Linked DNA regions of Homo sapiens: region 2 is linked to region 1. A link is a loop called in an ENCODE intact Hi-C map of the cell type or tissue named here. Cell type or tissue: natural killer cell. All regions are shown on one strand. Links, peaks and the distances in the headings refer to the core of each region. The heading gives the core; the rest is flanking DNA.

Region 1 (6,531 bases), core at 993-4,992:
AGAAAAGGATTCCTGTGAACCTATTTGGATTGTTTTTCAGAACACAATCCAAATAGGTTTTTCTTAAGTGAAAAAGAAAAAAGACAAAGTGCAAAAGAATATCTATTATGTGTCAACTTCTATGAAAGAGAGACCAAAAAAAAAAGAAAAAGAAAAAGAAAGAAAACCACAAAAAGGTTAACCCAGGAACTAAGATTGCTTATATACAGGGATAACAGGAAGGAGTTGGGGTGCAGGGGATGATGGGGGTGGGAAAGGAACACTTCTCTGAGTATAACTCTTTCTACAGTTCTGACTTTTAGAAACCATGGTAATGTTTCATTACCAAAAATATAAATAAATGACTAAAATCAAGCAGGGTGAAGGGAGAACCCAAAATTCAATACAAACAATAACAAATGAGCCTAACTCAATTACAAACCACACTGAAGGGGATGAGGAAGAAAAGAATGAACTGAAGACAACTTTGAAATCCAATGTATTATTATATACATGTATTATTAATACAATGTACATATTATATACTCTAAGACCAAAGACCAACAGGAATGTACACAAACATTTTACATTAGTTTGCAAGCTCCCCAGCCCCAAAGAGGCATTGGTTAGTAATTATAAACCCAGTTAATGTTTATTTTAGGATTGTGCAAATAAGTAAATAATATTTGGATAACAAGAGGGAGATTTCTTACTTTTAGAGAAATGAGTTACTAGTAAGGAAAGGAGGAAGGCTAGAATTAACACTGTAATACTGGACTGAAATCAAATGTATTGGTATGAACTGATGGTGATAGATAGATGATAGATAATAGATAATAGATAAGATAGATAGATAGATATAAATAGGAATCAAATGTATGAACTCGTGGTGATAGATAAATGATAGATAGATAATAGATGATACAGAGATAGAGACTTAGATTATGTGTATGTACACATGTTTATTATAAACAGATTTTTATCTAGCTTTGTCTGATGAGAGGGCCTAAAAGTAATGACACCAGTAGCAATGAACACAAAGAGCACCTAGATCTTGCTTTCTAGATGACATTATTTAATAAAAGAAACCAAGGATCCTTGAGAAATGACTGAGCTCATGGCTGGGGCAGGGAAAGTACTGTGTAAGATTATCCTGGAACATCTTGTGCCAGAAAGAAAAGAAGCAGTAAGAACAAAATGGTGGACACATGTTGAAAGGACACAGAAGCCAACTTGAAGGGGCCCCCAGTGGTCAATTGTGAGCCAATTTGAAGAACAAAGTAAATTATGGTAATAATGGAGTATAGCATATAGAATAAAATAAGTATTCATGACTGCATACTGATATACTTCAATAATGAAATAACTAGCAAATGGGAGAGAAGGGAAAGCTCTTCTTTACAGTAGAATTATAATTAACGAGTGTCAAATAAATTATTAAAGTAAAAAAAATCACTAGTTGGCGATGAGTGGGGCAATATATAAGAAACAGGATATTTACATAGTCCTAAAGTCTCTCTCTACGAAGTCCTTATTAAATACAAAAGTAAAAACAGTTCCTTTACAGTGGAGCAGTCTGGCAGACACTACCTTAACCAAGTGTTGAAGGCTAACATCACCAATAATAAGAAGTATTCAACAAAAAGGACCCATGATATATGTACTGAGAAGCCCACAATATCGCTTCTGTGGTAGTCTTACTAAATATGTATAAGCTGAATTTAATCATTATTACCTTAATCATAATCTGGATCTTGGCTATAAAATAGGCATTAATGTGATAATTGGCAAATGTTGAATAAGGTCTGGGGTTAGTTAATAGCATAATATCAATGTTAGTTTCTTGATTTTGAAAATTATACTGTGGTAAAGTAAAATATTAACACTGGGAGAAGTTTGGTAAAAGGTATATGGGAGTTCTGTGTACTGGCAACTTTTTTTAGTCTGAAATTATTTCAAAATAAAAAGGTAATAAAAATATTAAAAAGAAAGAAAAGGTATTTAAAAACATTTCTACCTATGATTACAAAACTTCATTTTAAAAGAGATGACTTAACACCCTCTCAAAATATATTTTCTTCTCAAAATAAAAATGTTGGCCACATGCAGTGACTCATGCCTGTAATCTCAGCATTTTGGGAGGCTAAGGTCAGAGGATGGAGAATAGCTTGAGGCCAGGAGTTCAAGACCAGCCTGGACAACATAGTGAGACCCTATCTCTATAGAAATAAAAATAAAAAACTAACCAGGCATCGTGGTGCACACCTGTAAGTCCCAGATTTGAGAAGGCTGAGATGGGTGGATTGCTTGAGCCCAGGAGTTTCAGACTGCAGTGAGCTGTGATTGCACTAACGCACTCCAGACTAGGCCACGGAACAAGGCCTTGTCTCTTAAAAAAAAAAGTTAAATACTTTCTTAAAAAATACACATGGAAAAACATATTTATTCCATAAATTCTCCCCCAGATCAATATGTTCCTTTGCTCTGACCCATTGTTTTATTTTTTTCTGCTATTGTTCATATTTTCAGAGGATATGACCTGGGTAATGAAGTAATTTTTTTATAAATTAATCCTAGTTATAATTTTACCTCAGTGAATTTGAGCATCTTAGAGTCGAATTTTATGTACAGATATATGTTTTTCTAGGCAACAGATTTAGAGAACTTCATTTCTATTCAAAAAGCCTAGGTATAAAGGCCTGGCATCCTTACTCTATAAAGGATAGGCCTATTTTATAGACCACAAGACTCATCACTACTCAATAGTTACCTCACACTCCTAGTGTCAAACCAGAGCACACACATACACACACATATATACTTGCACATACATACAAACACACATATAATGTATACATATGTGTGTGTATATATACATTTTCAATAACTTGCTAATCATGATGAATGCTGTCTTAACTTTTTTTTCAAACAAAAGTCCTCACATACTTGTTACTGAACCAACCTAGTGCAGGGCACAGAAACAAAGATAAAACATTTTTTCATTAAAACATGTCCCACAGTACAGATAGTGGCAACGTTTCCAAGTTGATATGGTAAGATGCCAGTGACCCCAGTACAGCATGAATCTGAGTGCCATCTCATGTGCAAGTCCTTACAGACCCAGCTGAGTCTTCTCCAATGTCTCCTCTTGGAGTCGTAGGTGCTCTTATTACCAGTTTTCATCTGATTCCACTAGGGAATGGGATGATTTTGCTTTTGTTTCTTGGCCAGAAATCGCTTGATACTGAAAACCTTGCGAGCAGACATAGTGAGGAATGGAGTCAACCGCATACACCACAATGGCAGAGAAAGGGAGAGACCCGTCTTGTTTTATTTTAATGAAATATTTTGCTTTGGAGAATTCAAAGAAAAATATAGGAGGTCACCTGATTTTACCACCAGAGGGCATAAGACATTAAGAAGTAGGGCAAACAATGTCCACTTGCTCGTGAGATTCTCTGATTTCATGGTTTGAAATCTCTAGGTGGCTATTTCAAAAAATGAACTCAAACCCTAACCTGAACCAGAACACAGACCTAAAAACAAAGGTTTAATATTCTGCTACTGAAACATACCAGGAGGGAAAGCAGTTCACAGCATGCACTGAGGGCCACAGACAAATAAGCTACCTGCAAATGAGGATAGGAAAAGGTTAGGATGGAAAAGCTATCTTTTAAAAATCCTCAACCATGTTCTCAAAAATGTAATTTATTTACATGTGTTAATTATATTATTGATTTAGGTTAAACATTGAAATAAGTTGGCAGTGTTAAATTTGATGTTTCCTCTCCCGGTAATGTTTGAGAAAAATATTACCTGGTTAATGCAATCTTTATCTAGCAAAACAGGGGTGAGCTGGTCTAGAATCAATGAGACCAAGGTCTTGAGTTCAAATTGTGCGTGAGTCAGTGAACCTCTCTCTAAAACAGGGCCAAGCCCTCCTCCTAAACCGGCAAATGCACATGGTAGGTCATGGGGGGAGTGGCGAGAGAGCACACACGTGCATAGCACACACCCAGCACTGCCCTGGAGAACTCGAAATCAAACTGCACATTCTGTTGATGTTGTGTCAATGGACTCTCCCCATAAATAGTATTTGGCTCTCAGAGTCAGATAATTTAAATTTCTCCTATTCCTCTCACCACCCTCCCCTCAACTCCCACCTTTTACATTTCTATGTTCTTCCCCACGTAAGCCCCTTACCCTTTTAAAAATCTTTGATAGGGTGCATACATGGAAAAGGGGGTGGATTACTTATTTTAATGATTTAAAAATTATTTTAATTCTGCCAACAGTTTTCCAAAGTAGAAGCAACTTGGATGGGCAGGAGATTTTAATCTTAGACATAGACCCAACTGGTCTATCTCTATTCTCTGCATGAGATGGCACCTTACCCATTACAAGGATATCATTTCCCGCCTGCTCCCTTGCTTAAAAGTCTCTGGAGCTCATTTCATAGATGAGGACTTTTGAGGGAAACTGCATCTTTTTTGGAATTAACATGATATTACTATATCCAAAGGAGCCTTCCTGGGTTTGAGGATAATCAGGACTGATGCTGCATTTGTGCAGCAGAAAGTATCAGTGAGCCACATGCTGTCATGTGCTGCGTTCAAGTCTCTCTAAGTAGGTAAAAGTAAACTGGAGAACTGAGATAATCATCTTGACAATTTAGTCAAAATACTCTATATTTATTCTAGATATAAGGACTAAGAGCGTGTGTTATTTAGTATGTTGCTTTACACTTCTAAAATACTTGAGATAATTGCAATGTTTCTTTTACTTTTTAATAATAGTACTAGATATAATTGCATTACATAAATGTTCTGTTATCTTAAAATTGCTAGAGTCCATTTCTGACTAAAATATCTCATTATTTCATTTCTACTTCCTCACCTCTAGCTTTTTAATCAGTCTTTTATTGTCAGATTTCATTTTCCTCTTTAGAAATGGGTGAGGTGGAGCCCCAGTTGTGTTTAACGGGTATATGAAAACCATCTTTTGAATCTTCCTATCCAGGCTGTTCTTATTGTTGTGATACCTTTGGGAACACAAATGGAGTTGAGTGAGTCCCAGAGGAAAAGCCTACCTAGAACCTACTCAACCTGAGTTCATAGTTCATAGAAGCTAATCATATTCCCCCCTTTTTTTTTTTTTTTGCATTGAGCACCTGATTAACCTCCATGAGTCCACACTAGAAGTGACACTGAGAAAGAGCACATCTTCTCATCTCCCATGTGTCCCTCAAGGGTCCCTCATCACCTTCCCTTCCTGAACTCAGGTCAGATGGATTTCCTCCTTTCCCAAGCTTCAATGCCTCCCTTGCGCTAAAGCTTACAGAATCCGTATTAGGCCGGGCGTGGTGGCTCACGCCTGTAATCCCAGCACTTTGGGAGGCCAAGGCGGGTGGATCACGAGGTCAGGAGATCGAGACCATCTTGGCTAACACGGCAAAACCCCGTCTCTACTAAAAAAATTAGCCGGGCATGGTAGCGGGTGTCTGTAGTCCTAGCTACCCGGGAGGCTGAGGCAGGAGAATGACGTGAACCTGGGAGGCGGAGCTTGCAGTGAACCGAGATCGCCCCACTGCACTCCAGCCTGGGTGAGAGTGAGACTCCGTCTCCAAAAAAAAAAAAAAAAGAATCCGTATTAATTTGGCCACTATCCGAGGCTATGTTGGTTTGTATGTGGCAACAGTTTGTAAGCTTTGCTGACATTCAAAAACAGGACACTTGGGTATACTGGATAAAGCCCTGCCCTAGGGATCTGGATTGCAGTTGAAGCCATGCCCCCTCACACCTGAGTGGGCTTGGGTATGCACCTGGGGTAGTAGGGATAAAAACTTCAAATACTACTTCAAATATTTGAAGAAAATGCAGCTTCTCTGTTTTCTGTCATAGATCTACTCTTCCTCATAAACATCTACCTCACTGGGTACCAATGCATGGACAGCACTCTTTTATACTTGTCAATATTCAGTACTAAAGTCTCTTGTCTTTTAAATGGGCTCCCCCATGATGCATTTACTTTTGCATCTTCCCAGCTTCCTCTCTCTCCCCAGAGGATCTTCCAAGCTTCCTCAGGATCTTCCAAGCTTCCTCTGGATCTTCCCAGATTCCTCTCTTCCCAATGCTGGATCTTCCCAGCTTGCTCTCTCTCCCCAGAGGCTGGGGCTGATATAATCGTGTGGTAGCAAGGGAAAGGCATGTCAGAGCCCTCTGGATCCTCCGTGCATGGCCTGGTCCCCTCCCAGCTGATGTGTCACTCAGTCCACATGGGTCTTTGGAACATTTTTCTGGCACACCCTCTGGTTCTGACCATTTGCCCCTGGTTGTGCCTTCCTTCTCTACAGCCTCTGTGCATCTTCAGGCCTCTGCCAATTCCCTGGGCTTCTTAACACCAATACGTCTGCTTGTCAAGGCTCAAAGAACTTTTCAGAACCCATAGGATCAAGACTGTCACTACTATCTCACCTCACACATTAACAAAGAGTCTTCCAATACGGTCTTTTTTCCCCAAGTGCTCCAAACAGTGATGGGGAAAAATTGGACT
Region 2 (6,531 bases), core at 1-4,000, 320 kb after region 1:
AGCTGACACACCCAATTTCTCCGTGGTATTTTTCTGGGGCTGTTCTTCCACGATATTTCCTTTTTCTTCTGGTTCTGTAGAAGGACATTTCTGCAAAGTCTTATGGCTTGTAGGATCTCTGCGTAACAAAATCAATTTTATTTTAAATGTGAATAGTTTGCACTTTTCTAATCAACACCAATTTTAGTGAGTCCATCATTTCCTTCTACTGTTCACAACTACATGTTTTCCATAGATATTGCCTTGCTCAGGTATTGAAGAAGGAAATCTAATTCGTTTTATAGCAAAATAAATGAAAGTCATAATCTGGAGTTTCTATTAAAATATTCCAAAATGTATTTATCTTCTTTTACTCCTACCTTCACATATGCTTGTGTACATCTGCTGACACAAGTCATACCTAGCCCTAAACTGGCATTTACACACATAAACTAGGACCCCATGGTCTAAGTTCTTCAATTACTTTCACTTACAGATAATTAAATCATGTTCATTTTAACCCAGAACAGCAGAGCGCTCTTCCATAAAATCAGCAGCCAAGTTCTGAATTAGCCACAAAATCTATTAATGAATAATAGCTATGTATTAATAGCTTGCAGTCTCTACTTTTTTATTGTTGTTGACTTTCTTTTTACCTTCTAAAGGTCTTTTTACATCTACCATGTAATCATCCCTACTCCGCTATTAACTGCCAACAAAAAATATTATAAAAATCTAGCCTTCCAGATTTACATTATGTGTTATTTATACATAAATAAAGCAATCTACATTGCTTTATTTTTCACTGAGAATAAAAATGAAATAAATGGCTGCCACAATTCCATTCGACTAGGAGACACATTTTGAGTAGTCAGGTCATTTTCCTATATCATTCTATGATCTACATAAGCTTCAACAAACTTTTTTTGCCATCCACAAAGAATATCTCACCCAGCAAGATCTAATGCTCTGATGTTGCTACTAACGGTTCCTTCTGAGCTTGTGGTTGAGGAGACATCCCAACAGCAGTTGCTATCAGATAAAATCTGATTCAGATGGTCCCGAGAAAAATGCGTCCCCTGAACTCGCTTCCTATAAAACTCAGCCTTTTCTCGGAGTTCTTTAACCTATTCAGGAGAGTTCAGACATCATATACTATTGTAAATGCTTCTTTACAAACAGCACCAAGTAGCATATCAAAGACATTGCACAAATACAGCCAGGGACCAAAGACAAAGGAAGGCAAAATTAGCCACATACAGTCATCAGACTGTGCATTTAAGCAAAAACTAAAACAATCAAGCTAAAGCATGATGCAGTTATTTTATTTCAGACCAGCAGGCAGGGAGAAATTCATAGCAGCTAAGAAAAATATTGACACCTACTTTTTATTCCAACTGAAATTACACAAGTAATCTATGATTATAGTTTTTAAAAACTCAAAAGCAACCAACCTCAGCATACCACATGGCATTTAGAGAACCCTAGAGAAGGAATACAGAAACACACTTAATGATAGGTTAATGCCATAATTGAATATTAATGGGAATCAATGAAACACATTATTCTCCCTTCTAAATATCTACCAAACTTGTCAATCAATATTTCTTGGGATTTTTAGTAATTAGTTCAGTAACCAAGATACCTTATTATTATCTTGAAAACCAGCCACATTCTTGCATGGCTAGGATGCTGCTGATGACAGATAAATTAGGCAATCTAACTATTATTCCTATTTCCCTACCTCTGGAAGAGTACTTACACGCCAAAAATCCCTAACCCAGCTTTATTTCATGGCTTTGTATACAGCTACTACTGCTACAGAAGCCCTCACTGGGAGATGAATGAGGTTATGAGGCTTCCCTCTCCAAATTCCTCAATATTCCCTTGGAATCAGCAAAATCTCAACTTTTTTTTTTTTAAAAAAGTACTAAATATATAATTTAAAATAATAGCCCATAAAATCATAATTGCAATGTGTTCAACAAAGGGACAGGATAAAAAAGTTCTGCTGAATAATAAAGTGATATGAATTATTTAATATGCAAGTAACATTTTCTGATGAAAAAAGCAGCCTTCATACCCATTTGAAACCTTTCACTTTATACATCATACTGCCACCTGCTGGCTTCTCCAAGTACAATTCCACAATGTAAAAAAAATTAAGTTCAAGTTTTACCCTTAAAATTCTGTTCAGTATCTTTATTTAATCTCAAAAAACACTAATTTTTTAAATCATCAAGACAGAAAATCTTTATTCTAGAATTGCTTTTCTTTCAGGGCAAAAAAAAAAGCAAATAATGAAACAGCAATGTAAAAGCAATTGTAGAAACATAGCTCCTTAACAAGGTACGATTTTGAATGCAAAGATGAAAGTGTTACATCTCTAGGGAATTGGCCAAAGCAAAAGACAGCACCTATATGGCATAAGAAACCATATAATCCCAACAGAGTCCTACTCTAATGAACCATACCTGAAAAAAGTTCCTAAAGGATAATTTGAAATATTTTCTTCACTGCCAAAAAAAAAGCTATGTTCATTTATCATTTCTATCAACTCCTATACCTTTAAAGAAAATTTCTAGCAGTGGTTTTTGCATTTAACAGGTAGAAGTGAGGTACATGAATTAACTCTACTGAACTTCTAACCAGGGTATTCTGAATGCACAGGAACCTTGTTATAAAGTGCCTCGATATACTCCAGATTTTATTGCCAGTAAGTGCCCCCATGCTTCAAATGTTTCAGGGCCACTCCATCACCTACATGCCTCAGCATCACTTCCTCCTCTGTGTTCTCAGAGTTCTTTGGGCACATCCCCATTAATACATATTCAATTTTACTGGAATTAATTGCACATGCCCTCCTCCTCCATCAACCTATGAACTTCTTGAGGTGAGGGAAAACGCAGCACTTAAGCACTGAGCCCACAACCTGTCCTGAGTGCAGACTAAGTGGTATGCCTGAGCTAAACATGGCAGCCAAAGATAAGCAAGAAACTCCCTGCACTCAGTGAGCCAACCTGTACATAAATTGTCATAATATTGATGGGGGTCTATGCCATAATAAACAAATGAAATGAAATGTAAGTTGAAGGAGTAGTTCAAAAGGGGGACCAATCAGTCCTGCACTGTGTTGGGTAGATTGACGGGGCAGTGGGGGTGGAAGGGACAGCAGAGGCAGCTGCATCTATCCATGCATGATGAATGAAAGGATGGATGAATACCCTCCATGTACACAGTCATCCAGTTTTATTTGACGTCAATTTTATTTAGAAAGGAGGGGGAGAGTATACTTCATAAAAATTCTGAAGACTTTGATTTATTCAGTTCTATTTGTTACTGACATTTAAAACTAAGTGCTTTAAATTTACTATATCAACAATCTTTATTAATCTCAGTGCTAATATTATATTTTACAAATATGATTTTAAATATCTTTAGCCCTAAACTAAGATGAAAAATTAAAAGGCTGACATTTTCCAAAGTAGTATGTTCTACTAAAAAGAGGAGGAAAAAAATCAATAGCATGAACTCAATGTTAAATAGAACAATCCCTATAGCCAACTGCCAGAGCCACCAAAAAGGATAGAAATAAACCATTCCCAACTCAACAACATACACACACCTTTCTGGGCCAAGTAATGTTATCATATTATATATTATGATACAATTATAAGTAGAATGTTTCCTTTTCTGAATTTCTTTGTCCAAATTAAGAGTTCAACTAAATTATTTAAAACATATGCAGAAAATTCAAACTCAAGAAACTGGGGATAAAAACTCCTTTTACCCAAAAACCATCCCCCCAAAATGAGGGGTCACTTTATACCTAGTCTTTACAATGTCTGTCAAATTACAGGACATCTCTCAAATGCAGGACTTTATCTTGAAACACAGTCCTATTTGTGGAAGACACATTGGAATAAAATCACCTCAACCAATCGATGATGAAAAGATTACCTAACAATTAAGAAAAAAAGAAGTTTAACATAGATTAAGTAGTTATTCTGAGGATAGAACCTAAAAAGTTCTAATTGCTGACTATTAAGAAACAATCCCTTAAGTGAGCATTTTAAAAAGCAATAGTCAAGTGGTTATTATAATGGAGATGACAAATACACAACCACTGGGCAAATAAAACCAACCACCCTAATGCTCTATGAGAGGTAACTGGGACTTGGCATAGAATTTCCAGTGACTAGACTATAAACAGATTCAAAAAGTATATCTCAAACATAGAAAGAAATAAAGATGATATATGGACTCGAAAACTAATGTGACTCAAAAAGTGAGTTAATATTCCAACAACAAAGTCACTTATGTCTGAGTGCATGTGAGGAGTGTGAATACACTCCTTCCTGAAATGTTAGGAGTGGGAAAATGAAGGAGTACTGTACCTTATATTTAGGAACCTCATAATCAGATGCCTATAGTAAATGACTTCCAAGAGATATAAGTAAAACATGGCTCATATTAAATGTCTATAACCTGGTCAACTAAAACTGTTATCATCAATGATCACTGACTTCTTAGCTAAAAATTCTTATTCTTTTCCAACTTCAATTTACTTTTTGAATTATTTTTCTCAAAGAAATTAAGGCAAACTATACCACTAATTTAAATATTTACAACCACCATTATAGTATTTAATAAGCAAAAAAAGCTGCATTACCAAGATATCATAATAGGAAACCTTGAAAAGTCTATCTTAAATTGACAACAACAATGTTCTCTTCCATCAAGGCAGGATAAGGAATCTCATCTTACTATGACTTCAGTTTTAACAATCTTCTCAATTAGATGTTTAGTTCTGATGCCTAAACTCATCTTAGTTTAAAGAAATCGCTGCTCGGCCTTTTGGCTGAGATCAAGCGTAGAAATCTCAGAGAAAACACAGTCTTCAAAACAAAGAGTTTCTCATAACCTCAACCTAGTGTCACGCCTAAACACAACAGGCCAGCGGCTGACATCAATTTACCAGCCACACATACTGTTCTGCCTCTGTCCTGCTTTTCCTCACTCCCACTATCAGACTCCTCAGTCAGGGAGATCTTTGCCAAGACTTGGGATGGTCATAAACTGCTCAAGAGTTTAGCTGACTCACTGCCTTTCTTCCATCACGGGTGCTTTCGATGCTCCTAGTTTTAACTTGATTTCACTAAGGTGAATATATGAACATTGCCCCAGATAATATCCGGGACAGCTTTGAGCTTTGTCTTTTACTTTGCCTGTGCTGTCTTCAGGCCGTGCTCAAATAGAGAAGTAGAAAGAAAGCAAAAGAGTGGCCACGGTGGAAGGAATCAAGTGACCTCCTGAAACAATATGCAGACAGCATGGCAGTCGCCAGGACATATGTCTGGGAGCTGCAGCTCAAAGAACCAGCAGCTCAGCGCACCCGAGCACCAGCCCCTTCCCCCAGAGGCTGATTATATATAATTGTGGGCCATGGTTTTAAGTAATGAGCTAAATAAAAGACTCATTCCCCATCCAAATTATCCTTCTGTTTACAATGACAGGGGGAAGTGGGATGTTTACTTATGTCTAAACAGAAACATTTTAATTTAGCTTGTTCTCACAGAAAAGGCAAAAAAAAGTCAAGATATGATTTGAAAGATGCTAATTAATACAATAACAAAAAGGTTCCATTCTCTATCCTTTGAGTATAAGAAGCTAGTACTAAAGTAGCAATTCTCAACTCTAGAATTACCCTTCCCTTCAAACCTATCTTCAGATCCCCAGAGTTTCTCCCAAGTCAGAGTACCCCAAAACTGTAGCTCACACCTCTAACAACACAAACTTCACCTTTCTTTTGCCTACAAACTGTAATAGTACACATTGACAATGGGCATCACTATCAGATAAATTATTTCATCTTGAAAATTAATCTTCAGTTGAGACAGTGGAGGTCTGGAGGTTATGAAATAATCGAATCTATAATGATACAATTCTATAAATTGACTATTAACACAATCAAATGTTTGATGGTAAAAAGCATTAAACTTAAAAGACCTCAATAAATATTAATTTCTGAAGAGCCAGTGGCATTAAAAAAAATGATAATTTACATTCTAATACATAAGTTCCTGATACTATTAGTGCTATTATTATATCATACTTCTTTAAATTGTGGTCTCTATTACCAAAAGGAACTCGTTGTGAAATTAAAGTGTTAACAGAGGCTGAAAGAACATGTAGGCTTATTGAGGTCATGTACACTCACCTGATTTGGCATGTTTCCCTTTACATGTGTCCAAGCCCCAGCTTTATATAAATACTGAGCTGGGCTCAGAAATTTTGCTCTATATTCGGAATTCACCTTCCTAATAGAAATGAAATGAAAGTAAATATTTCACCATGTTAATCATTGAAATACCATATTTTCCTATTAAAATACATACCCAAGCCTTTGATGTTTCCAAGGAGTAAGCTTCCTTTTAGGCTGGTGTAAGTCTTTTAATTCCATCTCTGCTTCCAATTTTAAACGATCGTCTATTTTATTACTCTGAAATGGAAATCATTTAAGCTTTTTATGCTTAAGATGTTACACATTAA

Evidence for each region. A loop is a pair of places that touch in the nucleus more often than their neighbours do. Peaks named below come from ENCODE experiments on the same cell type or tissue, not always from the same donor. Only the 100,000 strongest peaks of a DNase experiment are listed, where the experiment ranks them.
Region 2: it touches region 1 in a loop (13-fold over the local background); 1 of 110 quality-filtered maps calls a loop at or near these places.

Annotation. Positions count from the first base shown.
Region 1 is chr12:67,998,303-68,004,833 of GRCh38, forward strand. All of the region lies in intron 2 of IFNG-AS1 (IFNG regulatory antisense RNA 1), which reads left to right. It also overlaps the pseudogene RPL39P28. Among named protein-coding and RNA genes, the nearest start is that of IFNG-AS1, 12 kb to the left of the region's middle. In natural killer cell, for the core only: no CTCF peak of the experiment used is centred there; a DNase peak (open chromatin) is centred at 3,399.
Region 2 is chr12:68,315,148-68,321,678 of GRCh38, forward strand. It overlaps MDM1 (Mdm1 nuclear protein), which reads right to left. Exons shown (of 15, transcript NM_001354969.2): 6 at 6,378-6,481; 7 at 6,200-6,299; 8 at 1,434-1,463; 9 at 931-1,106; 10 at 1-118. Among named protein-coding and RNA genes, the nearest start is that of MDM1, 14 kb to the right of the region's middle. In natural killer cell, for the core only: CTCF peaks have their summits at 2,141 (motif pointing left) and 2,342; a DNase peak (open chromatin) is centred at 2,084.